Linked DNA regions of Homo sapiens: region 1 is linked to region 2. The links are chromatin loops, found by intact Hi-C in ENCODE. Cell type or tissue: K562. All regions are shown on one strand. Links, peaks and the distances in the headings refer to the core of each region. The heading gives the core; the rest is flanking DNA. Region 1 holds the start of GPR119 (G protein-coupled receptor 119). Region 2 has its middle 140 kb from the start of RBMX2.

Region 1 (16,710 bases), core at 737-8,736, 150 kb after region 2:
ACACAGGATAAGTTGAGGTAAAGAGAACAGATCAAACATGGCCATGCTGGGTACTGGCTTTGGAATTTACTCAGTGTGAGGTAGGGAGTCACCAAAGAACTTTGATCTGATGTACATTTTAGTAGGTTCACCTTAGCTGCTGTGTTGATAACAGACCAGGGAGGGGGCAGGGGGTGCCTACAGTAGAAGCAGGAAGACCAGTTTGGAAGCTCTACAATAAATCAGACGACGGATGATGGTGATTTGTCTCCAGGTGACAGCAAAGAAGATGGTGTTCCATGCTGGTATTGTTCCAAACTAAAAAAAAAATGTATTTTAAATAAAAATAAATAAGAACACACATGACACCAACATAAAGGCACATCCTTTGTTTGTCAGTGCCCAGACACTGGCCTAGATGCTGGGGATACTACAGTGAATAAGACCACATGACCCAGTACCTGCCCTTGAGCAGCTCACGGTGTTACAAGATAGTTACAGATATAAATAAGTACTTTGTATTCAAGGTGATGAATGTCATATTGAATGTATGAGTGAAATGCCTTTAGAACCAGCTGAGGGATAATTAATTCTGGTGCTGGGGGTCAGAGGAAGCTGGGGGTGGAAAGTAGATTGTCAGGGAAAGTCACATAGAGTCAGGTGACTGTTGAGCTTGGCCTTGAAGGCAGTCACATGTAGATGGAAGACGCAGGATGGGTACCACACAGAAACAGCATTTCAAGCAGTGGAACCACCAGAGGCAAAAGCATCAAAGTGTGAAAAGCATATGATGTGACCAGGGGATGGGATGGGGCAGAGTGGTAATGGCTGAAGATAAGGATGGAAGAGTTCTGGCCATTTTGTTAAGGGCCTTGTAGATGAAGCCAAGAAGTTCTGATTCTAGCTAGTAGGCAATGAGAAGTGATCATATAGCTTAATCATTCAGTCATTCAACCAGTCAACCAGCTGACCACTTTTGTTGAGGACTTGCTATAGGCAGACACTGCTTTAGGTGCTGAGAATATAAAGGTGAACATGCTCACCCTATAAGGAAAACATATGTGGGGACAAAAACATAATCCGAGCATGTTTCTTTGAGCCTGGGAGTGACGTGGTCAATTTTCTCTTTGATCACTTTGGAACCAGTGTGGGGGATGGATTGAAGGCATGCAAGTCTTGATGCTGGGAGATCAGTTAGGATACCAGTTGGCTGTGATGAGCAGGAGCAAACAAAGTCAACAGATTTCATAGCCACAACATGCTGATTCAAGTAGATGTGGGTAGTGAGGAAACATCTAAGGATGATGCTTAGGTTTCCAGCTTGAGACACTAATTGGGTGTGACACACTTTGCTAAGGTAAAACAGGCAAGAAGACTGGTTTGGAAGAAAACTAATGAATTCAATTGGTAAATCAGTTAAAAATACTGGAGGAGTCAATAAAGGAGACTGAGAAGGAGGATGACAGAGGAAGATGAAAAAGCGGGAGAACGTGTATTCTAAAAGAAAAGGGGAGGGGCCCAGTTGTTCACATCTGTAATCCCAACACTTTTAGAGGCCAAGGTGGGAGGATTGCTTGAGGTTAGGCATTCGGGACCAACCTGGGCAACATAATGAGGCCCCCATTTCTACAAAAAATAAAAAAAAAATCCAGGCATGGTGGTGTGAGCCTATAGTCCTAGCTACTTGGGAGGTTGAGGTGGGAGGATCACTTGGGCCCAGGAGGATGAAGCTGCAGAGAGCTGTGATTGTGCCACTGCACACCACCCTGGGTGACAGAGCAAGACCCTGTCTCTAAAAAAAACACAAAATTATATTAAAGTAAAAGGGAGTGAAAGGTGATCATTATTATCAAACACTGCAGAAAAGTTCTCTTGGTAGAAGCACCTTTAATTTTTCAATGTTTTCACCCACTTATTTCAATTGATCCAAAACAACATCACCATCAGGAAAACTGATTTGAGAGGACCCATAAATCTAAACAGCATGCCATCGTGTACTTACCTTCTCCCATGCTGAAGACTTAAGTGTCGGATGGAAGCAAAACACAAGTCTAAAAGAATGGATGTGGGCCATACTTTCCTTGTGTTAAGAAAGCAGATTAAGTGTATGTGTTTATAAAGTCTGTTCCTTAATTGTAGGTTGCCTAGGAATAAGAAAATAAGAAATGATGCATTGTATTAACAGAAGATCTTATCAACTCTTCAGGGATATTGACTTAAGATACATGCATGATCTTTAGGGAGTCTGTGAGGACCCTGAATTTGTGTGTACGATGTGTTTACATGTGAACATGTGCATTTTTTAGAAAATCCATAGCTCCCATAAGATTCTAAAATAGTTCCATAGTTCAAAAACAATAGCTAAGGACAGTTGATTTAGAGCATCTAATGATTACCTATGAATTACCGTCAGATAACTGAGAGCAGTTTGCAAAGCTTAGCAAGCAGGTGTTGTAGTAGAATTCTCGTGAGTTATGTGAGTCAGAGATAGATAAATTGAAAGCACAGTTGCGCTGCCCTGAGCTCCCCCGTGGCTCAGCACAGCTGCTTGCTCCCAGCAATCTGATGCTTACGTAGACTCTTGAGGGATTGGAAAAAGAATCCCAAACTCTTGAGGAGGAGGAGGCCAAGTTGCCTCCAGGGGTGAGTATGACTTCTAAAAGACGCACAACAGATGTCTTTTACCACCTGCCTGTTATTGTTCACCTTTCCTCCACTGCCTAAGCCAATGCAGCGATTTTCCATACCTCAAGCAGCACAACTTTCAGAAGCTGCCAAGATTCTTGATGAGCTGATTAAAAAGCAGAATCTAGTTCCAGGGAAGAAAGGGAGAAAGTAGAGAAAAAAAGTGCTGGAGGAGCATATGACTCTAGTTCTGGTAGAACCCACCTGTAATCACAAATCACATTTACTCTAAATTCATAATGTGAAGTTCCCATTGGCATGCGGGCCTAAAGGGCATGCTGGCTGGACTGAACCAAATGGGACAATCAGACCCGGTGGGAGGAGAAGTAGCACTGGGCAGATCTAACTGGAGCTGAATGTAAAAGTATTTTTCAGGGATAACAGGTACCTACCTAGAGCAAGAGTTCCCAAATGGTCATCACAATTTCACCTAGGTAGGTCAGTCCTCCCAAGCCAATGACTAGTGCCCACTCCCTGTTCTCCAAAAGATTCCTTGCACGGGCAGCTTTTACCCTCCTCTTATTCATTTTCACTGTTCTGAGCCAGAGTTTTCCTGGGGTGCTCTGTTGCCTGAGGTGAAGAAGCCAGTTACCGGGAGTGCTAGATGAAACACTGATCCAGGGTATAGGAGATGGTCTACAAATTAGGGAAAGGAATGAGTGGGCCACAGCTCAAAGAAGCCAGATCACTGAGACATGACAATGTAAAGACCAGAGCACATGAGTGCTCGGGGACAAGCTGACAGACAATGCTAAGCTTCTAGAGAAGAAGCACAGGATGGGTCTGTCTTGGCTCAAATCACAATGATGTTGCATGAAGGCTGGCAGCATTCTACCCTGGAATGGCAGGAGGTGGCATCCTTCTTGAGGGTGGATGCAGGTTTTCAAGGCTATAGGATGATGCCACACAGCTTGCATTCCATCTCTGGTCAGCAACTTACATTCTGGAGAGAACAGGTGGGACACATAGAGCTTGGCAGACCTGAGTTCAAATCCCAGTTCTACCACTTGCTAGGTATAGAAACTTGGGCAATTTAATTAGCTTCAATTAACTTTTTTGTGGTAGCCTTCCCAAGTTATGAAATGGTGATAATATCACCTCTTAGAGATCTTGCAAGGATTGTGATAAGAGGTGAATATTACTAATATTTATAATAATATTATATTCTTTTCACATTCCAAATACTCCCAGCCATTGTTACAAACCCCCTGACCCCTTCTGCAACCCACAAATCTTACCCCCTAGTGAACGAAACCAGTTCTTCCTTAGGAAAAAGGTGGAAATCGCTTTCTGAGAGTTGGAGGGCTGCTATATAAAACTCAGCCTAGCATGACCCCCTGACTGGTGTCTTTCTTGAAGAATACACTTCAAGAAAGATTTGCAATGAAAAAAGCTAGAAACATTAATTGAATATATATTTTCTCCCCTCACCCCACCCCATTCCACAAGCCATGGACATCGGCCAAAAAGGTATGTGTGTTTTTACTCAACTCTATTCTGCAGGGGACGGAAGGATTTCAGCCTACTAGTTGTAACTATATAAATCCTTTTTTTAATGGAGCAAGAAGGTTCTGAGTCCTGAGTGACAAATGAAAATGTCTTCAGGGACCATGCTAGGTCCCTGAAGAGCTACTCTGGCTTGCATGAATCCCAGCTAAGATGCAACAAATTCAGAGCAACCCAGAAGTGCAAAAAGTGTCCTATTTATCCAGCTAAACAGGAGCAGAGCCTTTCCAAGGATTACTTTCTCCCTGCAGAGTGTGCCCTCTGCTGGGCTTCCTGGCCACTGGCATTTTGGCATCTCAGGCCAACAATGCTGCTGTTTCCTGGCTATGTAGGAACACTTGTAGTATTGCAACCAAATGCCTCTTGGGCAGTAACCACCGCCAAGCAGCGATATAACCAGGACCTAGTTTTTGAATTGTCTCCACATACTAACCCTTGAAACCAATGTATTAATTTCCTATTGCCGCTGTAACAAATTACCCCAAACTTTGTGGCTTAAAACAACACAAATCTATTATCTTCCAGTTCTCGAGGTCAGAAGTCTGAAATCAGTTTCACTGGGCTAAAGTCAGAGTGTTGGCAGGGCTGATTCCTTCTGGAGGCTCTAGGACAGGATTCCTTGCCTTGCCTTTTCTGACTTCCAGAGGCCTCTTGAATCCTTGGCATGTGATCCCTTCCTTGCATCACTCCAACCACTGGCATCTGTCATCACATCTCCAAAACTGCCCACTCTGATCTCCTGACTCCCTGTTTTAAGGGCCCTTATAACACTGGGCTCACAGGGATGATATCACTGGGTTCACAGGAAAAATCCAGGATAATCTCTCCATCTCAAGATCCTCAACTTAATCACATCTGCAAACTAGCTTTTGCCAAGTAAGGTCATATATTCATAGGCTCCAGGGATTAGGATATGGACATCTATGCAGGGGGCATTATTCAGCCTACCACACCCAGGCTTCTGCAACATGGAATACCAAAAAGACCATTGGACCAGGCGTAAGGAGAACTGGATTCCAAATCCCAGCTCTGCCACCCCTTTCTAGTTGGGTAACCTTGGGCAGGTCCCTTTATCTCTCCAAGCCTCAGCTTCTTTACTTATGAAATGGAGATGAGATAATAACCCATAGCTCACAACATGTTATTGAATGTATGAAAAGCTCTTTCCTATCATAGTAACTAACATAGAATAGGCACTCCATAAACCTGCTGTGTAGGCAATGTTTGTGTGGGGTGACAGGATGAGTAGTTAGAAGGCTACAGTAATAGTGCAGATGAAAGATAATAAAGTACTGAATGAAAGAGGCAATAGCAGGAATGGAAAGCAGGAGTGATAAGATAAATGGAGAGGTACACATGAGTCCAGATTTATACATTTCCTTGGGCTCAGGGTAAAATGAGCCTCATTTTCCATGATCATTGGACTTTATTTAAAAAGAAAGGCTTCTACTACTTCTCAGCCTAACGACCTTAAAAAAACCCAGAGTATAAAAGTGTCAGCTTGAAGGCCAGTGTGATAGGATGTGCAAAGGCACAGAGACACAAACTGGTAACAAAAGGGGACAAGATGTAATCTCTGTGGTTGACATGAGATGGGATGAACTCTTGGTGGCTGTCCACAGGTCTCACACAAGCTGCTGGCCTGTATGTCGATTTCCAACATCTTCCACTTATAAGTGGTGTAGCCCTTTGGAAATAAGTCACCCTCTCTGTGTGCCTTGATTTCCTAACCTGTAAAATCAAGGCATGAATAGTACCTACCTTACAGAATTGTCGTGAAGGTTAAATGAAACTCCATGTTGTATATTTAGCACAGTACCTGGCACTTAAAGGCCCCATAAATGTTAGCTGGTGTCATCCATTGCTGCAAGAAGACTCAGATGCCCCAGAAGGATAGGGCTATTTCCTCAAAGCGCCTCCCACTCCAAGAAGAGCCTCAAATACTGATTCTCCCACCCTGTCATGTCCTACATTTCTTTCAATCCACATATACCCCTCTCTTTACAGTTGTAGCTCAGGCTAGTAACAGCAATATAAATAAAAGGAAACACACATCCTCTCTGTCTCTGTCTCTGTCTCTCTCTCTCTCTCTCTTTCTCTTTCATGTATGTATGTATGTGTTATTTTAATATATATAATGTGTATACTATATAGTGTACATATGTATCTGTGTATTTTGTATATAACATATATTACATACATAAAATAGTGTATATATGTATGTGTATATATAAATATATACAGTTCTGTGGCACATAATGATGTTTCAGTCAACAATGGACCACGTATATGATGGTGGTCCCATAAGATTATAATACTGTATTCTTACTGTACCTTTTCTGTGTTTAGATATATTTAGATACACAAATACTTTCTGTGTTTAGATATATTTAGATACACAAATATTTAGATACACAATTGTTACCATTGTGTAATAATTACAGTATCCAGTACAGTAACAAGCTATAGGTTTGTAGCCTAGGAGCAATAGGCCATACCATATACCCCAGATGTACAGTAGGCTATACCATCTAGGTTTGTGTAAGTACACTGTGATGTTCACACAATGACGAAATTGCCTAATGATGCATTTCTTAGAACGTATCTCTATCATTAAGAGATATGTGACTATATATATTTGCATGGGTGTGCACTCACACACACATGCACTTTTGTGTTGTTTGGAAAATCCCTTTGCAAAATGGTGCCTGGGTTGGAACAGGGAGAGGTAGTTAAGGGGCATGTTTGTTTCTTTTGAAATTACATAGATACATTCTCGCTGTGAAAATATATGACAAGTTATCCGGCGCGGTGGCTTACGCCTGTAATCCCAGCACTTTGGGAGGCCAAGGCAGGCGGATCATCTGAGGTCAGGAATTTGAGACCAGCCTGGCCAACATGGTGAAACCCCGTCTCTACTAAAAATAGAAAAATTAGCTGGGCGTGGTGGCAGGTGCCTGTAATCCCAGCTACTCAGGAGGCTGAGGCAGGAAAATCTCTTGAACCCGGGAGGCGGAGGTTGCAGTGAGCCAAGATCGTGCCACTGCACTGCAGTCTGGGCGACAGAATGAGACCCTGTCTCAAAATAATAATAATAATAATAAAATATTATATATTATATATATATATGACAAGTAAAAAGTATTCAAAGCAAATCGTGACTCTTCAGCCCCCACCAGTCCCATTCCCTCCTCAAAGTTATTCACTCTTTGTTAATAGTCTCTTTTCTATGCATTCTGTGCATTTACATCCACATATATTTGGGTTCAGGGGTTTTTTTCATAAGTGAGCCAAGACTCTAGAAACTGGTTTCTGATTTGTCAATCAACAACATATCTTGGAAGTCTCTTTATATCAGTACATATAAACCTATATCATTCTTTTCACACTGCTGCATAATATTTTATAGTAATATATGTACCAGTCTAGTCATTCAGGAAGAGGTATTTATTAAATGTCGCTACACCTTTGTCCTTAGGCAAGATGCAGCTAAATCATCACAGGCACATGGCTGATCGAGGCACCATGAGAAATTAGGCCTGGCTTATCCTGGCTACCTTCCTAGAGTTCCTCTCCCAGTAGCCTGGTTCCAATGGCAGACTGTTGAAGGGGGGTTTGGGGGGGAAGAGATCCATGCAGCAGAGAATACCAGCGTGGTAGGTAGAAAAATGTCCCTCAACACAGATGTTCGTGTCTTAATCTTAGGAACCTGTGAATATGTGACTTCACATGGCAAAAGATACTTGCAGATGTGATTAAGTTAAGGATCCTGAAATGGAGGAGTTATCCTGGATTGTCCAGGTGGACCCAATGTCATCACAAGGGTCCTTTAAAAAGGGAAACAGGGGGCCGGGTGTGGTGGCTCATGTCTGTAATCCCAGCGCTTTGGGAGGCCACGGCGGGCGGATCACGAGGTCAGGAGTTCGAGACCAGCCTGACCAACATGGTGAAACCCCGTCTCTACTAAAAATACAAAAAAATTAGCTGGGCGTGGTGGCACATGCCTCTAATCCCAGCTACTCAGGAGGCTGAGGCAGGAGAATCGCTTGAACCCGGGAGGCGGAGGTTGTGATGAGCCAAGATGGCGCCACTGCACTCCAGTCTGGGCGACAGAGTGAGACTTTGTCCCAAAAAAAAAAAAAGGGAAACAGGAAGGTCAGAGAAGAAGACGTGACCATGGAGTGATGTGTCCAGGAGCCTAGGAGTGCAAGCAGCCTCTGAGAGCTGAAAAAGTTGAGGAAATGGACTCTTCCCTAGAGCCTCCCGAAGGAACACAGCTCAGCTAACACCTTGACTTCAGCCCTGTAAGACCCACTTTGGACTTCTGACCTTGATAATTGTAAGATACTACATTCGTGTTAAGTCAGTTTGTGGTAGTTCATTACAGCAGCAAAAGAAAACTAATACAGCTAGACACCTGAGAGTAGGAGAGAGGCAAAGATAAATGTGCATGCAGATCACCTGGAGATCTTGTTAAACTGCAGACTGCATCACTAGGTCTTGAGTAAGGCCTGAGATTCTGCATTTCTTCTTTCTTTCTTTCTTTTTTTTTTTTTTTTTTTTGAGACATAGTATCACTCTATCACCCAGGCTGGAGTGCAGTGGCGCAATCTTGGCTCACCGCAACCTCCACCTCCCAGGTTCAAGCAATTCTCCTGCGTCAGCCTCCCGAGTAGCTGGGATTACAGACACCCATCACCACGCCCAGCTCATTTTCATATTTTTAGTAGAGACTGGGTTTCGCCATGTTGGCCAGGCTGGTCTTGAACTCCTGACCTCAAGTGATCTGCCCGCCTCAGCCTCCCAAAGTGCTGGGATTACAGGCGTAAGCCAGTGTGCCTGGCCGAGCTTCTGCATTTCTAACAAGCTCTCAGGTCATAACAATGCTTCTGATACACACTTTGATTAACAGTGTGTTAATTTGATTAGCAGAGACTAGAAGACACTGGATACCCATGTAACATTTTACACTTTATGAAGCCTTTTCATAACTATCATACCTCATTTTTAAAAATTTATTTTTATTTATTTTTATTATACTTTAAGTTCTGGAATACATGTGCAGAACGTGCACGTTTGTTACATAGGTATACATGTGCCATGGTGATTTGCTGCACCCATCAATCTGTCATCTACATTAGGCATTTCTCCTAATGCTATCCCTTCCCTTGCCCCCCACCCGCCCAACAGGCCCCTGGTGTGTGATGTTCCCCTCCCTGTGCCCATATGTTCTTATCATTTTTCAGCTCCCACTTATGAGTGAGAACATGTGGTGTTTGGTTTTCTGTTCCTATGTTAGTTTGCTGAGAATGATAGTTTCCAACTTCATCCAAGTCCCTGCAAAGGGCATGAACTCATTCTTTTTTATGGCTGCATAGTATTCCATGATGTATATGTGCCACATTTTCTTTATCCAGTCTATCATTGATGGGCATTTGGGTTGGTTCCAAGTCTTTGCTATTGTGAATAGTGCTGCAATAAACATATGTGTGCATGTGTTTTTATAGTAGAATGATTTATAATCCCTTGGGTATATACCCAGTAATGGGATTGCTGGCTCAAATGGTATTTCTGGTTCTAGATCCTTGAGGAATCACCACACTGTCTTCCACAATGGCAGAATTAATTTACACTCCCACCAACAGTGTAAAAGCATTCCTATTTCTCCACATCCTCTCCAGCATCTGTTGTTTCCTGACTTTTTAATGATTGCCATTCTAACTGGCATGAGATGGTATCTCATTGTGGTTTTGATTTGCATTTCTCTAATGACCAGTGATGATGAGCATTTTTTCATATGTTTGTTGGCTGCATAAATGTCTTCTTTTGAGAAGTGTCTGTTCATGTCCTTCACCCACTTTTTGATGGGGTTGTTTTTTTCTTGTAAATTTGTTGAAGTTCCTTGTAGATTCTGGATATTAGCCCTTTGTCAGATGAATAGATTGTAATAATTTTCTCCCATTTTGTAGGTTGCCTGTTCACTCTGATGATAGTTTCTTTTACTGTGCAGAAGCGCTTTAATTAGATCCCATTTGTCAATTTTGGCTTTTGTTGCCATTGCTTTTGGTGTTTTAATCATGAAGTCTTTGCCCATATCATACCTCGTTTTATCATCCTCACAACCTTGTGATATAACTATGACTGTCCCCATGTTACACATGAGGAAACCAAGGACAGTGGTTCTCAACCCTGGCTGAATATTAGAATCACCCAAGGAACTTTTAAAACTCCCATTGCACAGTTACCACCCAGAATAATTATGTTAGAATCTCTTGGTGTGTGGCCCAAACAGCAGTATTTTTTGGAATCACCAGGTGATTCCAATGCACTGCTAAGGGTAAGAACCATTGCACTAGAGCAGTGCTTCTCAAAGTGTGGTCCCTGAGCAAGTAACAGCAGTATCTGGGAACTTGTTCGAAATGCAGATTCTGGCCAGGCACGGTGGCTCACGCCTGTAATCCCAACACTTTGGGAGGCCCAGACAGGTGGGTCACCTGAGGCCAGGAGTTCGAGACCGGCTTGGCCAACACGGTGAAACTCCGTCCCTACTAAAAATACAAAATTAGCTGGGCGTGGTGGCTGCACACCTGTAATCCCAGCTACTCAGGAGGCTGAGGCAGGAGAATTGCTTGAACCTGGGAGGTGGAGGTTGCAGTGAGCTGAGATCACACCATTGCACTCCAGCCTGGGCGACAAGAGCGAAACTCCTTCTCAAAAAAAAAAAAAAATAAAAATAAAAATAAAAAAGAAAAGAAAGAAAGAAATGCAGATTCTCAGACTCACCAATGACCTGAAACTCTGGGAGTAGGACCCAAGAACCTGGGTTTTAAGACACCCTCCAGGTGATTCTGATACACTCTCAAGTTTGAACATGGGTTTGAAAAGGGCTAACTTGACTCCGTGGAGTCAAGAGCTGGGGAAACCCAAGCACACCTTAGGTCCAGGTATAAAATTAGGCTAGGTTCTAAGCAACTGGAATCAATCTCCTAATGGACATACCAAAGAATAAGAACTGTTTTCAGGATGGCAACTAGAATACTGAATCCCCACAACACAGTCTTTCTGATCCTTTTTTAGGAGAGACATCTGCCAAAGGCCCTCTCAGACTGTCAAAACATCCTGGAATATATTTGCGTCCAACTCTGCACCTTGCTCTCTATTCCCTCACTTCAAACACTAACCTTTCCCATTTGTGCTCTCACCTGAACTGAGTAAATAAGCTTCTAACCACTCTTCTCCCCACCCCTCTCTTCTTGGTATCCAAGATGAGAGTGGCAGGCGAAAGGGTAGTTCTAATGTACCCAAGCAAATGGATACACATCCTAAAACAGGAGTGACTTATGCAGCTGCCCCTCCAGAGTGCATCTCACCTGCTTCAGCAACACAGTTGCCCTTTGGTCTAACCTCCCCCCCTCAACCGCCCCCACGTTCCTATTCCTGGAAAATGGAAAATTCCATAGCCAAACATCAAGCAGACACTTCCCAGAATGCAGCTCATCTCCTCTTCTCCTCCCGCAGAGATACCTCAGGTCTATAGGATTAAGAAAGGCAAGCCCAGCAGCCACTACTCACTGACCAGACCTGGCCCAACATGCTGCAGAAATAATTATCAATTAGTATACTTGAGAGACAGCAGCGTGAGGTGGAGAATGGGTTCTAAACTGAATGACAGCTGTTAACAGTTTTTGGCCCTGTTTTTCCTGTCCTGAATCCTCAACTGAGATCCTAGGGATGAGAAACGGGGGAACAGCACGCCCTACTTGAGAGAATTAGAATTTGAGGCGCTAGGAAGCAAAAGGTAAGAAACAGCTTAAATGTGTGGTAGCACTCCTGAAAATATGCTGGGGCCCCTCAAAAAGCTCACCTTCCCTCACTTCCCACTTCAACTGATTATGAGCATCTTGCTTGATTAAAAGCAATTCATAATAGTAATTGAGAATTAGTAAGAAAAAGCTTAATTAAGCTGAGATTAATTATTTAAGCTGGTACTCGAGGTTTTGGAAGAAAAGTAGAAATTTAATGTCAAGGTATGGAGGAAGAAAAAAGTATGATTGGAGTCAATTATATCTTTTGACAGACAGGAGACCTGATGAATGTCCCTGTCCCTCCAGAGTCCCTGAAGCACCAGTGAAGGGAGAGGGCCTGGCGAGACAGCATGTACAGGTACTTGGGAGTTGTCTAGTAACTTGCTGGTTGGAGGGGGAGGGACTAGCTCAGGGCCCAGGGGGAGGTCTATACTGAAGTTGCTGCCTTTAGAGAGCTGGAGAGGCAGGAGGCTGAGGACTGAAAAGAGAGGGTGAGTAATTCTTCATGACCTGTAGGATCCCAAAGATGGCGACCTGCCAGCCTGGACTGCCAGCGAAGGCCAGAATCGTGCTGTAGCTCTGAACCCACAGCTCCTCTGCCCCTGGCCCATGAGAATTTCAGCTGGAGAGATAGCATGCCCTGGTAAGTGAAGTCCTGCCACTTCGAGACATGGAATCATCTTTCTCATTTGGAGTGATCCTTGCTGTCCTGGCCTCCCTCATCATTGCTACTAACACACTAGTGGCTGTGGCTGTGCTGCTGTTGATCCACAAGAATGATGGTGTCAGTCTCTGCTTCACCTTGAATCTGGCTGTGGCTGACACCTTGATTGGTGTGGCCATCTCTGGCCTACTCACAGACCAGCTCTCCAGCCCTTCTCGGCCCACACAGAAGACCCTGTGCAGCCTGCGGATGGCATTTGTCACTTCCTCCGCAGCTGCCTCTGTCCTCACGGTCATGCTGATCACCTTTGACAGGTACCTTGCCATCAAGCAGCCCTTCCGCTACTTGAAGATCATGAGTGGGTTCGTGGCCGGGGCCTGCATTGCCGGGCTGTGGTTAGTGTCTTACCTCATTGGCTTCCTCCCACTCGGAATCCCCATGTTCCAGCAGACTGCCTACAAAGGGCAGTGCAGCTTCTTTGCTGTATTTCACCCTCACTTCGTGCTGACCCTCTCCTGCGTTGGCTTCTTCCCAGCCATGCTCCTCTTTGTCTTCTTCTACTGCGACATGCTCAAGATTGCCTCCATGCACAGCCAGCAGATTCGAAAGATGGAACATGCAGGAGCCATGGCTGGAGGTTATCGATCCCCACGGACTCCCAGCGACTTCAAAGCTCTCCGTACTGTGTCTGTTCTCATTGGGAGCTTTGCTCTATCCTGGACCCCCTTCCTTATCACTGGCATTGTGCAGGTGGCCTGCCAGGAGTGTCACCTCTACCTAGTGCTGGAACGGTACCTGTGGCTGCTCGGCGTGGGCAACTCCCTGCTCAACCCACTCATCTATGCCTATTGGCAGAAGGAGGTGCGACTGCAGCTCTACCACATGGCCCTAGGAGTGAAGAAGGTGCTCACCTCATTCCTCCTCTTTCTCTCGGCCAGGAATTGTGGCCCAGAGAGGCCCAGGGAAAGTTCCTGTCACATCGTCACTATCTCCAGCTCAGAGTTTGATGGCTAAGACGGTAAGGGCAGAGAAGTTTCAAAGTGCCTTTCTCCTCCCCACTCTGGAGCCCCAACTAGATCAGCAGGAGCTAGGGGGATGAGAGCACTTGCTTCAGGCAATTGACCCCTGTCCCAGCATCCCCCACCCCCAGACTGACAGGTAACTGAGGCAGAGTCCTGACTTTCTTCTATAATCAGTTTCCCCATTTTCAAATCGCCACTCCTCCCTGTCCTTCTTTTGAAATGAGCCTGTCTCTGGTGTACAGGTACACTTACTTAAAGCAAGAAATGTACTGCTAAAAAGATGCTTATAGATCAAATTCTATTTTTGAGTATACCAGAGCAGCACTGTCCAACAGAAATATAATGTGAGCCACACGCATAATTTTACATGTTCCAGTAACCGTTTTATAAAGGTAAAAAGAAACAGGCAAAACTAATATTTTATTTATCCCAACGTAACCAATATATTGTTTTCAACATGTCATCAATATAAAAATTATACTGGTTTTTTTTTCATACTAAGTCCTTGAGATCTGGTGTGTATTTTGCCCTTACAAAACATCTCAATTTAAACTAGCCATATTTCAAATGCTCAGTAGCCACATGTGGCTAGTGGCTCCCATACTGAACAACACTAGAGAAATGAGGTTCTGTTATTTTTAAGTGTTTACTATAGTGACTTACTACAGTAATTGCTTTGGCAAGGTGAGGAGTCCCTCCTCCTCCTGCCCTTACTGATATTAATCAGAGATCTTATATGGTGAATGTGCCTAAAAGGTAGAAACCTCAATTCCTCTAAAGCTTGTCTTTTCGCACACCTCATGATGTTTAAAATAGGTTATTTCCCAAAGAAACACTATCTTGTGATTATTTCTGCTGTTACCGGTCCCAATCCACCACCTTTTAACTCTCTGCTGCCCCTTCCCTTAAGATGGCCTCATATGTCACTTGTGGCTACTTGCTGATGACAATGCTGGATCACAAATTCTGAGGCACTGGGAGGGAAGAGAGAGAAAACATGTGGGTACCAAGGCAGGCACAGCCAAGCTCTCCAGACTGGAGCCACTTTGCTCCTCAGGGCTCCTTCCACTTACTCCCAATTTTGCATTTTCCTAAGAAACTGTTGCACAGGAGACCAGCTGAGGAGCAGGTGCCTCATCCTCCTTTCCGTGGGGTACAGAAAATGACAAGGTTGGCAGATGGGAACTATGCTCAGTTTCCCTCTGGGCAACCTGGCAGCAAAAAACCAAGAACAGAATAGCGAAGACACTCAGGAACCACTCTCTGCCTTTCTGAGTTTCCCTGTAACCCTCTCCAAAACCTCCTGGTCTCCACAGTGGATTGCTAGAGAGTTTGGCTCTCAAGACCTTAAACTGTAATATTGCCCCAGAAAGCTGCCAAGTTGACAACAAAAGAGGGCAAGAAGAAACCAAAACAGTATGGATTAACTTGCCTAGGATTTGGTACTGAATTAGGTACCAAATTAGGTACCAACCTTAGGTTGGTTAATCCCTCAATATCCCTAAATTAATGACCTGAGGATGCATTTGAATCCAACGTGTAATGGCTAATTCCAAGAGGCCCTTGAAATTTTTCATTCTAATCACAAATTATAATGTTTAGACCTGGATGGAATCCAGCCACCCTCCTTTCAAAGGATGTCACCACACCACTATGCTTTGCACTCGGATTTTCTTAATTCCCCTTAGTCTTAGATTAACTCCCAGCTTACTTTCCTCAGTCATTCAGAGGATAATGATCATCCTTTTCAGTTTCCCTACTCTTGAGAAAATTTCCTTCTCCCTACCTTCACCCTATATCTTCTTCAGCCCAAATGGCTGTTTCTCATTGATCTATTCTACTACATACACATCAACCCACTTTTGGTAAATTTTTTGCAGTCGCTTTGCTTACCAGTCTGGCCCAGAGGAGAAACATGCTTGCTTTCACCATAGCAAGCATCGTGTTCCTACAACTGAAGAACTTTTTGACTCTCAAGTGGACGATGGAACCCAATATGCCTTGAAATGCTGAGCATCCAGCAAGTACCAGGCCAGCAATAAGGCACATTCTTGGATTGTATTGTGAGTTACTGGGAACTAGGTAAAATACGAATAACTGGATTTTGGACAAAATTGAAAGCAGGCTCAAACCAATGCCCTCCTTACTGGTGGTTCAAAGCTTAAATCCTGGCCTTGCTACAAAGGACTGATCTTGCCAAGATAATATAAGCAAAGTGGAATGAAAATTAAAGTTAATTCTGAAGCCAAGGTCCTTTTAGAAAAAAAAAAGTAAATTAGCCTGATTTAATCATTCCACATTTTAAACATATATCAACATCACATTGTACCCCACGTAATATATACAATTATTTGTCAATTAAAAATAAAAAATATATATATTTTTAAGTACAGAAAAGCAGGAGGGGAGGAGAGGCCAGGTGATCAGTGTGTTATTAGGTTCAATCTAAGAAACTCTGCTACCCCTGGGAGTCAGTATGTGCAATGGAAAAATCACAGGTCTTGAAATCCAACAGACCAGTGTTCAAATGATAATTCAGTCATTTAAATTCTCAAACTAGATCTCGCATTCATCAAACCGGGGTAATAATGCCTACTTTACATGGTTATATTGAAGATTAACTCAGATAATGTATATGTAAATATCTAGTAAACTACAGCACATTGTTAGTGCTCAAAAATGTCAGTTCTCTTCCTCTTCTTTAAACACCCTGGACTAAACAGTCAGTTGACCCATTTAAGGGAGTCCCTCATATTCAGATATTATGACATATAGGACAAGGACAATTGGACTCAGAACTGTAAATTCCTCAACCTCTGAATAAGATTTTTAAAAATGAGTGATGAGAGGTGATTCAGGTTGAAAAAGACAAACAATAAATCTAATACCTTAGCAGTATCAAGACAGAGCGGATACAAACAAGGCACTGGCACTAGTATGGTAATTGGATTTAAGAGTAATCACAATTAAAAACACTGTGTTTGGCCAGGCATGGTGGCTCACGCCTGTAATCCCAGCATGTTGGGAGGCTGAGGCAGGTGGATCACGA
Region 2 (16,710 bases), core at 5,058-13,057:
ATTCAATCTCTACCAGGTTTTCTGAATAAACATTGGAATTTAATAGAATTAAAAATAACCTCTCATAATGGAAAAAAAAAAGGGAGACCATCTCCTAAAGTAGCTTCACCTTATCCCCGGAGATGGCAGTGGGGACAGTTATCAGCCTATTCCTTACTCCTTCTGTTGCTTCCAGACCATTGTTCCTCTGCCATATCCCAGGAACATTTACTATCCTATTACCAGCTACTTTGCTCTGTCTAGTGAGTCTTGGTTGATTAGACCCTTAACTTTGTTTTTCCAAGGCCACTGGCTGTGGCTTATTCCAGTAACTTCATCGTAGTAGTACTAATAACAGTATTAATAGCACACTTATTGACAGCTTGCTATCTGTCAGGCACTGCACTAAGCACTTTATATACATGGGCTCACTCAGTCATCACACAGCCCCGTGGGGCGGCTACCACTATTACATAAGATCATGCAGATTAAGTTCCTACCACAGAGTAAGCTCAATAATTGCTAGCTTTTATTATAAATGGTATTTTTCAATAGATCTGTGAAATACAAAGCCCACAAAAGGGATAGGTATGGGTAATCTTTTATCTCTTGAGAGCAACTATCCCTAAGTGGACTAAAACTAACTTGAAAAATGTTAACAAGGTTTAGGTTTTATGGGCAAGAAATATAAAAATCCTGCTCAACTGCTTTTAAAATAAAAGGCAAAACTCTGTTCAACAAACGAAAGTGAATAAAGAATAGTTTACTCTCATTTTTGTCTAAATAATGGAGAAAGGAACTAAGGGAAAGAGAAGACTCAGAGAAAGAGGGACCTTTCAAAGAAGATAACACAAATAGTGCATATTGAGAGATCTTGGATTGGATGGGAGGCAGAGAAAAGAGGAAGAGAAGCCACTCTCGATGTTTTGGGGGTTCTGTATCTGGACAACAGAGAGATGCTTACACAAACCACAGGTCCTTCTCTTTGCTGAAATTTCAAGTTCAGAGCCTCTCAAAAGTCCATCCTTGTCACTCATACCCCAGGAAAAAGAAGGAGAGAGAATAAAATCAAGCCAGAGGAAGGAGGAGAGAAACACAGAAGAAAGAGAAAAGAAATACAAAGCACAACCAGCATGGTCCGCCTCACCATACATCAGACACTGTTGGCAGAAGCCTTTGCTCCTTCTCCACTTCCAGCTTTGCCATCTTCATGCCACCTCCCAGTTAGCACTCAGAAAGCTGGGCACACCCAAGGTCAGCAACCCCACACTTTCTCTGACTTCTTCCCAAACTTAACCACACTCAGCCCAAGGGTGATGCAGTCTCTATCACTGCTGTCGTTGATATCACCCACCCAACTTCTCCCTGGGAAAATTAGGACTCTGTGCAAAGCATCTCTCCCTCTCAAAGGCCATCTCGGGGCATGGGGCCTGCCTTTTAACACCCAGAGATCTCTGTTGAGTTCGCACCACATTCATGTTGGACTCAACAAAATTGTCTGTATATGTATCTGGCTCAGTGTAGGGGGAGAAGGGTACATACTTCAGAAAATTGCTTCAAGTTGTACCAAGTTAAGCCCAGGGCCACATCCAAATAATAGGTTGAAGGTTTCTTATCTTTGCACTGTGGTATAAAAATAGTTTCTTCCTCTTGATCTTGATTCTTCTCTTTGGCAGTGGAAATACAATTCTTTTTTTTCTGAGCAATCTCTATTTTCAATGCAAGTCTTTAGCACACTAACCTATTTACACTTTTGAAAAAGCCTAAGACTATGATGCATTCTCAGACTTCCAGGGACCCTCAGCATTAGAATCCAAGTGTCCTTGCAATTCACTGATGAAGAATGGAGACAGGTGAATATTTGTTATCTGTATTATACAATGAACATTAGTGGTCAGAAGATCAAGGTTATGCACTGCTACATGGAAAGCCATTGTCTTAATGCATTGTGCAATATTCATAATAAAAGGTGAACATTCTTTTTGCAATGAAATTTCTCTTTCAGTCAGAAGGAGCATCTGCTAGGTGAGTAATTTTCTAGAAGGAATGGAATTTTACACCTGTCACAGAGACCATTCCCTATTAGGTCTTTTAAATTAGAAAAGGTTAATTATTTCATGTCTGGTTATAAAGACTTCATTGAGGCTTCATATGCGATATGATTAGGAGGCTATTATGACAAATATCTGATTGTTGGTGTGATAGAGATCACCACTGTGTCTTCTGCAGCTGCGCTGGTATGCCTAAACTGAAAGAAGAGCACATGTGGTGTTTGGTAATGAAGAGTAGCTAGTTGACATTAAGGAGTTCAGGGAGTTGGCATTAATCAAACACACATTACTGTGTCTTGTTCTTTGTATCCAAGAAATCAAAAAGAAAAAAAGAAAGTCTTGGAGTTTTCCAATTTTAGGCATGATAAAAACTAGTTTCATTTAGACCATATCAGATCATTTTTCCCAGATTTTTTTTCTCTATCACATTTGCAACACACTAATGTAACAACTGAGGTTAAAAGCCTTCAGGACTCCAAGTGTTGCTTCCATTTCCTAAATGACAGCAATGGCAGGACACTCCTCCAGATGATGTGGTTCCCATGGTCCATCAACTCGCAACCAGCATTGGTGCATTCCTCGCTTTCCTAGTCCCTTACCAGCTGCTCAGTTGGCCACCACATTCAACTTTGGCCTTGTGTCTACAACATACATGAATGGGCCTCCCTTCAAGGACTTCATTAATAGCCTTCAGCATCTGCTCACATTCCAAGCATTGGGTACTAACTCCAGAGAGGGACCGGCATATGGCTGCATTGTTCTACTTGTCGAAAATGAAAAACACAGGAATGTGCCCTCGACTTCTGAACTTTAAATTTCTGACTACTGCTGCCTTAAAACAAAAAATGTAAACAGCCCTGTTTGCTTGTGTGTGTGTGTGTGTGTGTGTATGTGTGTGTGTTCATGCATGTGTTTCTATGTAAATACATAGAAAAAGATTTGAAAATATTCACATCAAATATGCATCAATATGTTAATAGTCACCCATGAGGACTGAGATTGGGGGTGAGTATATGAGAAATTTTCACTTTTAATACAGTGTAAGTCTGTCTGCATTGTTTGAATTTGGCAACAATTACGCAATCCTGTTATTATTAAAAAATAAAATCTATGTAAGCATAGAGAAAAGTTGATGAGGACACACATCAGAGGGTTTAGAAGTGCTACCTCTGGAAGGTACAATTAGAGAGAAGGACTTTTGCATCCTTATAGATCATATATATTTTAAAATTTTAAATGTTGTGTTTTGGGCATTTTTGTTATACGTAACACTATGGCATTTTTAAATTAAACTTTTAAATTAATGCTTGAAACTATAGTTACAGAAAAGTATTCTAGACCTCATGGATTTTGTTAGTATCTATGACTATCAAGTATTCATTTGGTACTCCCATGTGCTAGTGATATGACTTTAAGTCTAACGATTTTTCTTTTCTTTTCCCATCACCATCGAATGACTTGGGGTTATAAACAAGTGCATAGTTATATGCGCCTTGGCCTGAATGGATAAAGTTAGGAAGTAAAGCACAAACTTTCTGTGCATTCTGTAGAATGTAAGCTTCATGAGGTGAGAGATCATGTCTGTTTTGCTCATCACCACACCTCTAGTGCCTAACATTTTTGCCTGGCATATAGCAGATGTCCAATAAAGGTTTGTTGAATGACTAGATGAATAAGTGTTCAAAACCAAAGGCAAAGTGAGATCTCTGAATGCAGAAATCTATGAGTTGAAATATCAGGGACCATGCTATGTAGAAGGTAAGAGAAGAAGAGAGGAGCACGGCTTAAAGAGACCCACTGAACTGGAAAGTAAAGAGACCTGGGCCTGGCTGGGAGCATGGCTCTCGCCTGTAATCCCAGCACTTTGGGAGCCTGAGCAGGCAGATCACGAGATCAGGAGTTTGAGACCAGCCTGGCCAAAAGGCCAGCCTGGCCAACATGGTGAAACCCCGTCTCTACCAAAAATACAAAAATAAGCCGGGTGTGGTGCCGGGTGCCTGTAATCCCAGCTACTCAAAAGGCTGAGGCAGGAGAATTGCTTGAACCCGGGAGGTGGAGGTTGCAGTGAGCCAAAGATTATGCCACTGCACTCCAGCCTGGGCGACAGAGCGAGACTCCAACTCAAGAAAAAGAAAAAAAAAAACAAAAAAGAGACCTGGGCCTAACTGACGGGATGAGTGTCTTTGGACAGGTACTTTCCTTTCTCTAGAACTCAATGTCCTCATTTGTAAAGTGAGAGGATTAGAATAAATCTATAGTACTCAAACTGTTTACAACAATAACTCATATTATTTAAAGGAAACACAAGACCATGTAAAATAGTTACAAGTGTAAAAATCCATAGAGAAGTCTGAGATGATGTTAACCAAGTGTTAATGAGGGTATTTGGGGAGGATTTTTTAAGTTTCATTATAGTTTTCTCCATTACTTGAATATTTCATAGTGATCATGTATCAGTTTTACAAAAACAAACATCATTGTACTATGTTAAAGTAATGAGCAGACTATGAAAATAAAAGAAATAAGAGAAGTATTACAGTGACCCAATAGGATTAAAAGAGAGACCCTGAGAGTTACAATCTCTCCTGGTAAGATCAAGCCTCCTCTGGACTTGACGCCTCTCTTAAGAACATCAAAGGGCCAGGCGCGGTGGCTCACACCTATAATCCCAGCTCTTAGAGAGGCAGAGGTGGGAAGATAGCTTGAGTCCAGGAGTTTGAGACCTGCCTGGGCAATATAGCGAGACCCCATTCTCCACAAAAAGTAAAAAAAAAAAAAAAAAGGGAGCCCAGTGTTCCACCTGCTCCTAGTGAGAGTGAGACCACAACTCCACCTCACCCCATCATTCCCATTATAGACCACACTGCACTACAGGACACACCAGTCCCAAGGAGAGGCTACATTTAAAACTAACCATCTGTTCCCCAGCCAAGAGATCATCAGGTTTCATCGTGCTCTAAATGCCTATTTACTTCAGTCATCACAAAAGTTCAAACCATCTAGATCATCCATGATCACTCACATGGAAATGAATTCCTGCACCTCCTCATCTCACTCAATCGACCACCCCTTCCCAACCCTCCCAAACCCTTTGACCTTTCTCTCTGCAAAATTCCCTACATTCTCAGCTTCTCCAAAATTTTCCTTGAACTTTTGGGTTTATCAAAAACTCGGCTCCCCTCTGAAGACATTGCTTCCTGTACAGCGCTCTCAAGTGGTGACTATTTTTTTTCTCATACTTTATGTACCACTGGACCCAGAGGTGGAACAGGTGTCCTCTTTGCTCCCCCTTACCACTTCCTGTGTGTAGACCTTCCCCAAACTGCCTGCCCCAGCTTCTTTCAATCACTTTGCTGTAAGACTAAGTTTCAGAGTGTGTTACCTGCTACACCTCCTTGTTGTTATCATCTCCCCTCTTCCTGTTCACTCTCCCTTATTCATTGATGATTTGAGCTTGTGGTTCACTGTCTTTTCACAACTGCCCCTGTCATCTTTCTTGGTGATTTCAATATCTATGTGGAGTCTGCATACATACATGCATGTGTCTGTGCAGACCTACATTCATTGTCTACATTGTGAATAATCCATATAGCACTCTGGTCTCTCAGCTGCTTGACCTCCTCCACTCCAAAGATCTTGTTCTCTCTTTCCATCCTTGGTCACCCACATCCAGGCTTATTTCCTAGATCTCGTCATAAACTACTGCAGGACCTTCAACATCTCAATTTTATTTTTAAAAAATTTCTTTTTAGTCAATGTTCTGCTGAAAAAAATCTCAATTTTAATCACCCCACTCTTTTCTCTCTCTTCCTAATTCCCTCTAATATCTCCACTCTAACAACCCTCCCACTGTTAATCATCTTTTTACCCTCTATCACCCCCTCATATCTTCACTTACATGTTTATTTCACTTAGATTCTACGGTCCGTTATTATCATCACTCCTTGGCATCCATCCTCAGCTCCCCAATTCCCTCTCCCATCATCACACCTACCTAGAAAAACTGGAACAAAGGTTAAGTCCAACTTTTCGTCTTGTCTACATCTGCATCCCAGTAACTGATCCTGGCTGGAGTAAGCTTCGTGTTAAGCTTTATGCCTAAAATCACAAGTGGGCTCTCATTCTCCTTAGAAACCACTCCCAAATTTGAGTCTCTAGCTCTGAACTCCTTCTTGAATTCCAGGCTCATATAACTAACTTCCTACTGAACATTGCCTCTTGAATGACTAACAGGCATCTCAAATTTAATTTGTCCAAAACCAAACCATGATTTTCTCCTAAATCTGCTGTCTTTCTGCATTTACCATCACACTTGTTGCTAACTTCATCCTTTCAGTTCCTCAAGCTGAAACACCTTGGAGTCATCTTTGCTTCTCTTTCTCTTGGGCCAACTCCCATTTCATCAGCAAAGGCTTTTGGGTCTACCTTCCACATATATTCATTACCAGATCACTTCTCACTACCACTATTGCTGCCATCCTGGTTCAAGCTCCCCTTATCTCTTGCCCAGATTACTGAAATAGCTTCCTGCTATGGGTTACAGTCTGTCCCCGCCAAAAATATATGTCGTGATGCTAACCTCCAGTACCTTAGAATGTAATCTTATTTGGAAATAGTGTCATTGCAGATGTAATTAGATAAGTTAAGATGAGGCCATACTGGAGTAGGGTGGGCCCTTAATCCAATATGACTGGTGTCCTTATAAGAAGAGGAGGGAGACACAGAAGGGAGATGGCCATGTGAAGGCAGAGACACACATGGAAAAAGCCATACAATGACAGAAGCAGAGATTGGAGTGCTGCAGCCGAAAGCCAAGGAATGGCAAGGATCAATGGCCACTGACAGAAGCTAGGAAGAGGCAAAGAGGGATTCCACGCAGTCGCAGAGAAACCATGGCCCCAATGACACCTTGGTTTCAGATTTCTAGCTTCCAGATTTTTGAGACAATCAGCTTCTGTTATTTTAAGCCACCTAGTTTGTGGTACTTTGTTAGGGTTTCCTAAGGGAAAATAATATACCTCCCAACTTGTTTCCTTGTTTCTACCCTTGACCACCCACTGTCTAGTTTCAACACAGCAGCTGGAATGATCCTGTTAAACCTCTAAGTCAGCTCATGTCTCTCATCTGTTCAAAACCCTGCAATGGCTCCACATTTCATTCCGAGTAAAAGCCTTACAAAGACCTGTAAGTCCCTATAAAAGCTGGTCCTCTGTTCCTAATCCAGTCCATTCTTCTATTACTCTCCCCCTCACTCACTCTACTTCAGTGACATTGGCCTACTTTTCTGCTCCTCCAGACATGCTTCCATCAGGTCTTTGCACTGTGTTCTCTGTTGTGACAAGTGCAAAGTCTCTGAGGCTTGCCTAGCTTTGAGGGTGACCAGCTTACTTGATTATGCAACTTCACATACAAAGAAGCCCACAGGTCCGAATTGAGGGGTTGGGGGAAGCACAGTGTTGTGAACTATCTATATGAGAAGGCCAAAGTGTTTAATGGCTAAGCAAACAAGACTTGGAGTCCAATAGGTCTAAATTAAGTGATCAAATCACTTACGATTTCTGGGCCTCAGTTCCCTCATCTATAAAATGGGAAAATAACGTTGTGAACCACACTATTAAATCAGATGGAGCATGCAAGGTGCTTGCCACATAGTTAGCACTCAATAGGTATCAGCTATTATTATTATTAATCGATAAAATTTAAAAGAAGTTTAAAACTGAGTACCAAAACACCAAAAGTATTTTGAGGCCTACTAAAAAAATAAACTAGCCTGGCATTTGAATGGACACATTTTCCTGTAGTACAAGTTTGGGCTCAAGAACTTCTTAGGGAAATTCAGATGAAACATTTGTGGAACCCTAGGATTTCACCAAACACAGATAGAACATGACATTTTTCTTTCAGGTGTCTTTCACCTCTGACACTCTCTGTATCCCAACGATGTAGTCATCATAACAACAGGGCAGTGGCACAATCTTGGGTCTGGCAATGGGCTTGCTTCATGGCCAAAGTTCCCCAACAAGTACTACCACCACCAAACACCTTCTCACACAAACCCAGCTCCTGACACTCCCCCCGCTACACCCCAATATGAGGACTGATTTTGCTTTCAAGCAAGGAAACTATCCATTACCTTTTTTTTTTTTTTTTTAGAAAACCATCAAACTTGGCTGGGCACAGTGGCTTATGCCTACAATCCCAGCAATTTGGAAGGTCGAGGTGGGCGGATCACTGAGGTCAGGAGTTCAAGACCAGCCTGGCCAACATGGTGAAACCCTGTGTCTACTAAAAATACAAAAATTAGCTGGGCGTGGTGGTGGGTGCCTGTAATGCCAGCTACTCAGGAGGCTGAGGCGGGAGAATCGCTTGAACTCGGGAGGAGGAGGCAGTGAGCCGAGACCATGCCACTACACTCTAGCCTGGGTGACTGAGGGAGACTCTGTCAAAAAAAGAAGAAGAAGAAGAAAAGAAAACCATCAAACTTAGAAAGAAGCAGATTATTTCTAATTTATAAAAATAAAAACAGGTCTCACAACTCCAAAGAAAGGGTGATATATCTAGGACAGGACCACTGGCAGGGTAATTGTGACAATTCTGCCTCGCAGAAGTGTGAGAAAATTGTAGGAAGAACCTACGGAACATCAAGAGGATTCATGCTACTACATAGGGCAAAAATTTAAAATTAGGTATAAATGAAAAATCCAATATTTTAACAGTCATGATGTAGACAATAGAGTCCACATCTTCTGATTTTAAAAGTAAGCCGATGTAAGATAGATTTAAAAAAAAAAAGACCTGGATAAAATGCTGATATTTTAAAAGATGGATGAAAGCTTTTTTGAAGTTTTTTTTGAGACAAGGTCTCGCTCTGTCACCTAGACTGGAGTGCAGTGGCATGATAACAGTTCACTGCAGCCTCTCAGCTGGGACCACAGGCATGTACCACCAAGCCTGGCTCATTTCTTTTATTTTTTATAGAGACAGGGTCTCGCTATGTTGCCTTGGCTGATCTCGAACTCCTGGGCTCAAGCGATCCTCCTGCCTCAGCCTCCCAAAATGCTGGGATTGAGTACAGGCGTGAGCCGCCGCACCCAGCTGAATTTATTTTAAGGTTTCAAAACATGTTACAGCATTCTCAGAACTTTGTATGGGCTTTGACAGGAGCGCGCCCTCTAGTGATTTCAGCAATGCCTTACACGTGAACAGGCGCCTGCGGCGAGAAGACTAACGTGAGCATTTTTAACATTTCCTCTAAAAGTGAAAAAAGGAAAATGATCTATCTAATTTTAGCTTTAAGAAAATTATCCCCCCTTCAAAATCTTATACCATCAAAATCTGTTTACCTTGAGAATTATCTTTTTTCGACATAAAGAAAATATATCCAGCGTTAATAGTGTCTTTGGGCAATAAACTCATGAGTGATTTACCTTTTTTTTTTAATAATAAACATGCGTAACCTTTAATTTTGAAGTATTTTTATTTTGTAATGTTGCAATCAGATAGAAAACTGGAAGTGATAGCATAATAAGCACCTGTGGACATACAACCCAGGCCTCTGGAATTATACCATTTTGCCATATTTGCTTCAGAGTTTTTAATAATTTTGTATTTTAAAACTTACAGAAAAGTTACAGGTACAATTCAAAGAGTTTTTTTTCTAGTTGCCAATTTGATGTCCCATAGTCCTCAAATACTTTAGTATTTAACGGGCGCTAGGACATTTTCCTACATAACCACAATTCATCCATCAGAGTTTTCAGATTTCACTTAAGTTCTACCAGTTGTTTCAACAACGTCCTATGATAGCTCTAATAACCCATACCAGGCTATCCGCACACATAGTCACCCTCCTCCCATTAGGTGGACTCCAGCACCCCAAGCTAGGTTGTCCTTCCTGCGTGGATGCCTTCCTCACCCCCACTAAGGCTCTGATAAGCCATAGGGGCTCCCCACTTCCCATCCCCATGTAGACCACAACCTTGCTCACCCTGTTCAGGCTCAAAAACCCAGAGCACTTTTCACAGATGCTCTCCTCATCCTGCTTGGGCTCAGACCCCCCTACCCAGGCTTTCCCCTACATAGATGCCTTGCTCACATTGCCCAGGATATAACACACCTGCACCACGCCACCCACATGTGTGGATGCCCTCTCCCAACCCCGCTGCAGCTCTGATTTCTCATCCTGGGCTGCCCACGTACAAGGAGACCCTCCTCACTTTGTTTAGGCTTTGTTCTGGGTCTTCTAAAAACATATGTTGAAATCCTAACCCCAAGTACCTCAGAAGATATCACAGTTTCAAATGGTGTCCTTATAAGAAGATGGCCACATGAAAACAGAGACACACAGGGCCATGTAAAAATAATTCCACACAATGACTAAGGCAGAGATTGAAGTTACGCAGTTGAAAGCCAAAGAATACCAAGGATTGCTGACAAACCCCCAGAAGCTAGAAACGGGCAAGGAAGGACTCCCTCATAGGTTTCAGAAGAAGCATGGCCCTACTTGCCATGGTGAGCAGTGACTATTTGGGGCCAGTGGTACGCAGGTAAGAAGAATTTACCTAGACGGTTGTAGGTAAAGAAAAGCAGATTTATTAAAGGATGAAGACACATAGCAAGAGTGCAATGAATGGGCAAGTTAGCAAGAGAGGAGCTGACTACCAGGAGATGAAGGCTTGCTGGGGATTTTATAGCATGGTGCTTGTGCTGTGTGCTGAAGAGGGCTTTGTGCAGTACTGAAAACCCCAAGGTTGCAGTGAGCCAATCTGCACTTTTCTATTAGCTGAGGGTCTGGTGATAGCTGGACACAGGAAGATTGTGAGTTATTTGCTCAGGAGGGCCGTGTCTCTTGGAGTATGAAGAAAGGCAGACATATAGCTTATCTGCTTTTTCTTTTTGCTTCCTCTTGGTGCTGCCATCCTGACTTTTTTTCCCTAAACAGGATTCCACATTCCCCCTGTGACAGAGCAACAATGACAAATCTTTGGTGTGTGGGTGAAGGTCTCATCTTCCAACTGCTTATTGCTGACCAGGGGCATAGAGTTGGCCCTACCTAGGATTGTTAGTCTGTCAGGAGGTTATGAGGACCTGAGTCCCTGAGTTGGGAATTAAATTGGGCAGGGTGGCTGTGGGACCACGGCTGAACAGCATTTGCAGCCTAAAATTTTGTCCTGCTGTGTCCAAAGGAGTGTTGTAGAGTTCTCTTAGTGGCTGACATCCTTGATGCAGTAACATTTTGGTTTGAAATTTTTATATTCTAGAAGACACAAAATGAGATATATAACATTAACGATACATGCTGTAAATAAACAAACTAATATGAGCATTATTATAGGCAGGGGAAGTGGGGTAACCCGTGGCCCAACCCAACCGTAGGATCTCTAAAACAGTTGTGCAAAAGAGGAATCTTGAGGAACTCCTTTTTGAAGGCCCTCTGTTGTCCTGATGTTTTCTTTTATCTTTTCCAAACTTTCTTCTACTTTACCTGAGGTATTGATGTAAAGCAACAAGTTTCATTTAACAGTGTGCAAGTGCCTCCTGCCTCAGTGGTAAGCACATCCAAAGCACCTTGATCCTGCAAGACAACCCCTGCCAATGAATCTAGGGCCCGTTGTTGGCCCTCAATGGCTGTTACTGTAGCTTCTCAAGATTGTCGGACTAGGATGGTGAGATTATGAATGCTACACTTAAGCATGGGTATACCTGCAAACCAAAAGATTGCACAGGCTACAGAATGTCCTAGACCATTCCTGCCTGCCACGGATTCTCAGTGGTGAGGATGCCAGATGATGGGAGGTTGATTAAGTCACGTTTCTGTTTTTTTCGAATGGCCTTTGTAGGGCCTGATTTCGGAAGGATCCTAAATTTGGAACTTGGCTAGAGGTTATGAAGTCTGAGGAGTTATATATATATGTATATATATATACACATACACACAAATATATTTATATAAATTACATATATATTTATATGCAATCCAGGTATGGCTGCAACTATAGTGCACGTGCCTTTCCACTGAATAAGCAAGGCTAGAAACAGGTTGGGTCCACATGAAAAGAAGAACCCAGTTTCTGTTAAACTCCTGAGGAGGGAGCTCGTAACCAGGCACAGGTGTGGTTAGTTTGGATTCCAGTATAATTTGCATAAATCCAGGGATCCCATGGTCCCCAGGGATCAAACGTGGATGGACAATGACCCAAAAAGTAGTCATTCATGCATAAGGGGGGAAATGTTTGACCTGTTGTGTTATGTGGATGTGGAGCCTGAGAGATAAGATTTGTAAATATAAATGGGATAAGGGAAAATCGAGGAAAAGATGTAGATATGTTGGTGAGGTTAAGAAGTTGTCCAGTTTTGACCCCTATTCCTATATATTCCATCCTGTTAGCTGAACTCTTTATAGGCATAAAGGAATCACTATAAAGGTTGCTGGCCTTAACTTTGTCTTTTCCCCACCATAGAGAAAATCTGTGGGGGCACACAGTGAACTCATCACAGGCATCGTATGGCTCCCATTCCTGGTGTGTTTGACTATAGTTGAGGGTGGAATTTCACTGGGCTTGTGTTAAAGCCCCTAGGAAAGGGCCAGACTACTTGGAGTTTTTAACGCAGAGGCGAGCCTTACAGGCCATTCTCTGGTGCCTTCCCAATCCGTTCAGTTGCAGTGGATGATTGTCACGAGGGATTGGTTGGCCTAGGTCCCCCTCCTAAACCTGTGTTTTTGATGTGCATGTAAATAGTGTGGTCAAATCCAGATCATTGGGCTTGTGTGTTATCTATAGATAGTGGGACTGCTAGGAGTGTAATACCATTCTCAAGTGCCTGCCTGCGTGGGCATATTCAGTAGTCAGTACTGTGTTATGTTGGCAACTTGATATATTACTGGCTAGAGTGGGTGCCTGGGTGAAGCCATTGAGACAATAGTTAGCCATGACAGAATAAAAACAGAGCCACATTTAAGGAAAATAACAATATGTGGGAAACTCAGGGAGACAGGAAAGAAGAAGGGCTGTAAAGAGTATAAGAAAACAAAATGTTAAAAAAAATACCTACTACCTTAGGATATTGATGTTATGGTGTGTGGGTAAATAACATTACCAGGACAAATATAAAGAAATTTCATCTGGGCAGTAGTCTTGGAGATCCCCCTCCAAATAGCAATCATATGCTACCTTCCTTATAAAAGTATTAATATCAAGAGGGCGAAGCTGCTCAAGAGAGGCAGTTGGATCACTACTGAGAGCTTGCAGTAGAATAGAATAAAGAGTCAGCTTTAAGAATAAGGTGTAAGAGAGGTGCTGGACTTATTTCTATCAACTTTAAGGGAGGTTAAAAATTCTAGGTTGTTTGGTTTAATAAAACTTGTTTTACCCTTTTTCTTTTAACTTTAAATGAGTTTCCAGTGTTTACATTCCAGTTAGACCATAAATAATGAGTCTTAGCACCAGCAGCTTAGTAATGGCAGATTTAAAGCAGGCAGAAAAAAAGAGAGGAAGACAGATAGCTTTAGAAGACTTGACTTAACTCTTAGTACAGGTTAACCATTTGAGCTCTGAATTTTTCTTGTAATTTGCCCATCAATTTAAAATGTGCACAAAAATGGGCCATAATATGTAATCAGCTGGGGTTTTTAAGAGAATAACAAAATCAAGGGTTAGGATGTTAGAAACTGCCTTTTCCTTTTGAGGCTGGACATTTGGATTGAACAGAAAAAGAGAAAAAATGAAAGGAATGGAAAGAGAAAGGTTAATCTTTACAGAAGGACTTGTGAGCCTTCCAGCCACTGTATGGTGTGAGGCCAGCACCCCTCCCACCCTTGTTTATTTCCCATCAAGGAGAGCCTTAGCACCCCAGATTTACACAGTGTAGGACAAATTCCTCCCACCTCTGCAAGTCACCAGTTAAGTTGAGCTATTTTCAGCTGGAGCAGAGAGCCCCTTCAGCTTAAAGCCATCAGGGGTTGGGATACTGTCCTGGGGGGCAGGGGAGGCTTTGGTTCTCAGGGCAGTCCTGTTTCTACTGGCCGAGTTTGTGGCAGAGGGGACAAGCCATGCAGGGGTTTTCCCATTTATCCCATTGGGGCACTTTGCCTTTTAGTGGCCTGGCCTTCTGCACTGATGGCAGTTATCTGGAGGAGTGTCCTTAGGACAACCTGGAGGGGGCTGGGGCTTGTAAAGCAGCCTTTTTGTCCCTGCATTTTTCTCTCTCCTTAGACCTGTCCTTCTGCTGTTCTTGGTTATAAAATACTGAGGAGGCTAATTTGAGAATTTCTTGCATAGGGGCCATGCTGTATCACACGAAAAAATTAGATGTTTCTTTTTGAGAGTTTGAGGGTGAAATTTATCCCAATGTTTTAGAATGCAGCCTAGAGGTGAGTCTGAAGGAATTGACGGAGTTTGTCCCATAGTGGGACTGGAAAATGAGCCATTTGGGGCTAATTGAACCACGCTTTCTCTTGGGGCATCCCGCCAAGATAAAAAAAAGGTCCCACTCATGTCTGCTGAGGGACTCAGGTGCACTTTCTAAAGGGGCGTCCCAGCTATTACAAAAGACCTCTCAGCCACTCGGGGGTCTTACACTGGATGGCCAGTCCAGGTACTCACTTACGCTGGGTGAGCAGCCCAGGTACGAGGAAAAAGGGTAAAGGAAGAACTCCATTTGGTGCTGGCCCAGGAGAGGGGCAGGTAAGGGAGACTCGCCTCTCTGAGGCGGAGATCACCTGGTTGAGCAACGTTCAGAACAGGATGGCTGGCTGACTCCACCAGAGAATTCAGAGTAAGAAACATGGTCTGAGTCACCCAAAACATGTGTGAATTCACTCTGAATGAACTTCTGCTGTCAGCTAAGTCACACACAGGAATTAGGGACTTTAGACTAAAAAAGGTAAGAGAGACAGTCTTCCTTCCAGGCAAGGCAGCCAGCCCTGTTCACTCTCTGGCCTTCAGGCAACACTGGAGAGTGGCCCTAGCCAGTTACCATCAATTGCCAGAGGGATACTAGAAGCTGGCTGCTGCGACACTGAACAGAGAAAACTAACTCAGGTCCCTCACTCACCCAAATGAGCATGGCGCTCAGATGCTTCCCACACAGACACCTTTCAGTCCCGCTGGAGTGTAGCCCCAGCCAGAGACCTACAGTTGTCTCCACGCTTAGATGCTGTCCACCAAGGGTCCCGAGTTGGGAAAGAAAAATTGAGAGGGGAGAGGGTTCCCTGTAAGGAGAGAGAAAGCTCCTGCACAGAGAGAGGAGTTCCTGTACAGGCCACCAAAATGTTGCAGGTGAGCAGCGACTATCTGGGGCCGGTGGCATGCAGATAAGAATTAACCAAGATAGTTGTAAGTAAAGAAAAGATGACTTACTAAAGTACAAAAACACAATGCAAGACTGCAATGGGCAAGTTAGCAAGAGAGGAGCTGACTGCCATAGACAAAGGCTTGCTGGGGATTTTATAGTATGATACTTGTGCTGTGTCCTGATGAGGGCTTTGTGCAGTACTGATAATGCCAAGGTTATCAGTACTGGAAACTAACTTGCATTTTTCTGTTACCTGGGGGTCTGGTAATAGCTGGACACAGGAAGATTGTGAGTTATTTGTGCAAGCGGGCTGTGTGTCCTGGACTATGAAGAAAGGCGGACATAGCCTGGGTGCGGTGGCTCATGTCTGTAATCCCAGTACTTTGGGAGGCCGAGGCAAGTGGATAACCTGAGGTGAGGAGTTCGAGACCAGCCTGATCAATATGGTGAAATCCCATCTCTACTAAAATACAAAAATCAGCTGGGCGTGGTGACATGCACCTGTAGTCACAGCTACTTGGGAGGTTGAGACAGGAGAATTGCTTGAACCCGGAAGGCAGAGGTTGCAGTGAGTCGAGATCATGCCAGCCTGGACAAGAGAACAAGACTCCATCTCAAAAAAAAAAAAAAGAAAAAAGAAACAAAAAGAAAAAAAAGGCAGACATAACTTTTCTTTTTTTTTCTCTCAGTCCCACCATCCCAACTATTTTTTCCCTAGTTAGGACTCCACACTATCAACACCTTGATTTTAGATTTCTACCCTCCAGAACTGTGAGACAATAAATTTCTATTGTTTTAAGCACCCAGTTTGTGGTAGTTTATTTTGGCAGCCCTAGAAAACTAATAGAGATTTTGGTATTGGGAAATGGGATCCTTGCTGTAACAAATACCTACAATTATGAAACTAGCTTTGTAATTGGGTAATGGGCAGAGGCTGGAAACATTTTGAGGCTCATTACAGAAGCAGCCTAGATTGCCTTAAAGTGAACATTGCTTGAAATGTAAATGTTAAAGGTACTTTTGGTGAGCTTCCTGGTATTGGGCATTGGAAGAAAGGTGATCTTCATTATAAAATGTCAAAGGATTCGGCTGAATTGTCTTCTACTGTTGGGAAGGAAGTAGAACTTGTAAGAGATGAGCTTGTTTATTTAAAGAAGGAAATTTCCAAGGAAAGTGTGTAACATGCATCCTGTTTCTGCCTTGATTCTTAGAGTAAGATGAGAAAGGAAATAGATAAATTAAGGAGCAAATTGTTAAGCATAAAGGAACCAGAACTTGAAGATTTGTAATATTCTCAACCTAACCATATTGCAAAAAAGTAAATAACCTGTGTTCTGGCTGGGCATGGTGGCTCACACCTGTAATCCTAGTACTTTGGGAGGCCAAA

Evidence for each region. A loop is a pair of places that touch in the nucleus more often than their neighbours do. Peaks named below come from ENCODE experiments on the same cell type or tissue, not always from the same donor. Only the 100,000 strongest peaks of a DNase experiment are listed, where the experiment ranks them.
Region 1: it touches region 2 in a loop (3-fold over the local background); 9 of 110 quality-filtered maps call a loop at or near these places.

What each region holds. Positions count from the first base shown.
Region 1 is chrX:130,381,383-130,398,092 of GRCh38, reverse strand. It overlaps GPR119 (G protein-coupled receptor 119), which reads left to right and starts at 12,419. Exons shown (of 2, transcript NM_178471.3): 1 at 12,419-13,657; 2 at 15,542-16,710. The coding sequence starts at 12,646. The coding sequence ends at 13,653. In K562, for the core only: a CTCF peak has its summit at 4,423 (motif pointing left); a DNase peak (open chromatin) is centred at 4,442; H3K27me3 peaks cover 503 bases.
Region 2 is chrX:130,532,388-130,549,097 of GRCh38, reverse strand. No RefSeq gene overlaps it. Among named protein-coding and RNA genes, the nearest start is that of RBMX2, 140 kb to the right of the region's middle. In K562, for the core only: CTCF peaks have their summits at 5,220 and 9,211 (motif pointing left); a DNase peak (open chromatin) is centred at 9,217; H3K27me3 peaks cover 613 bases.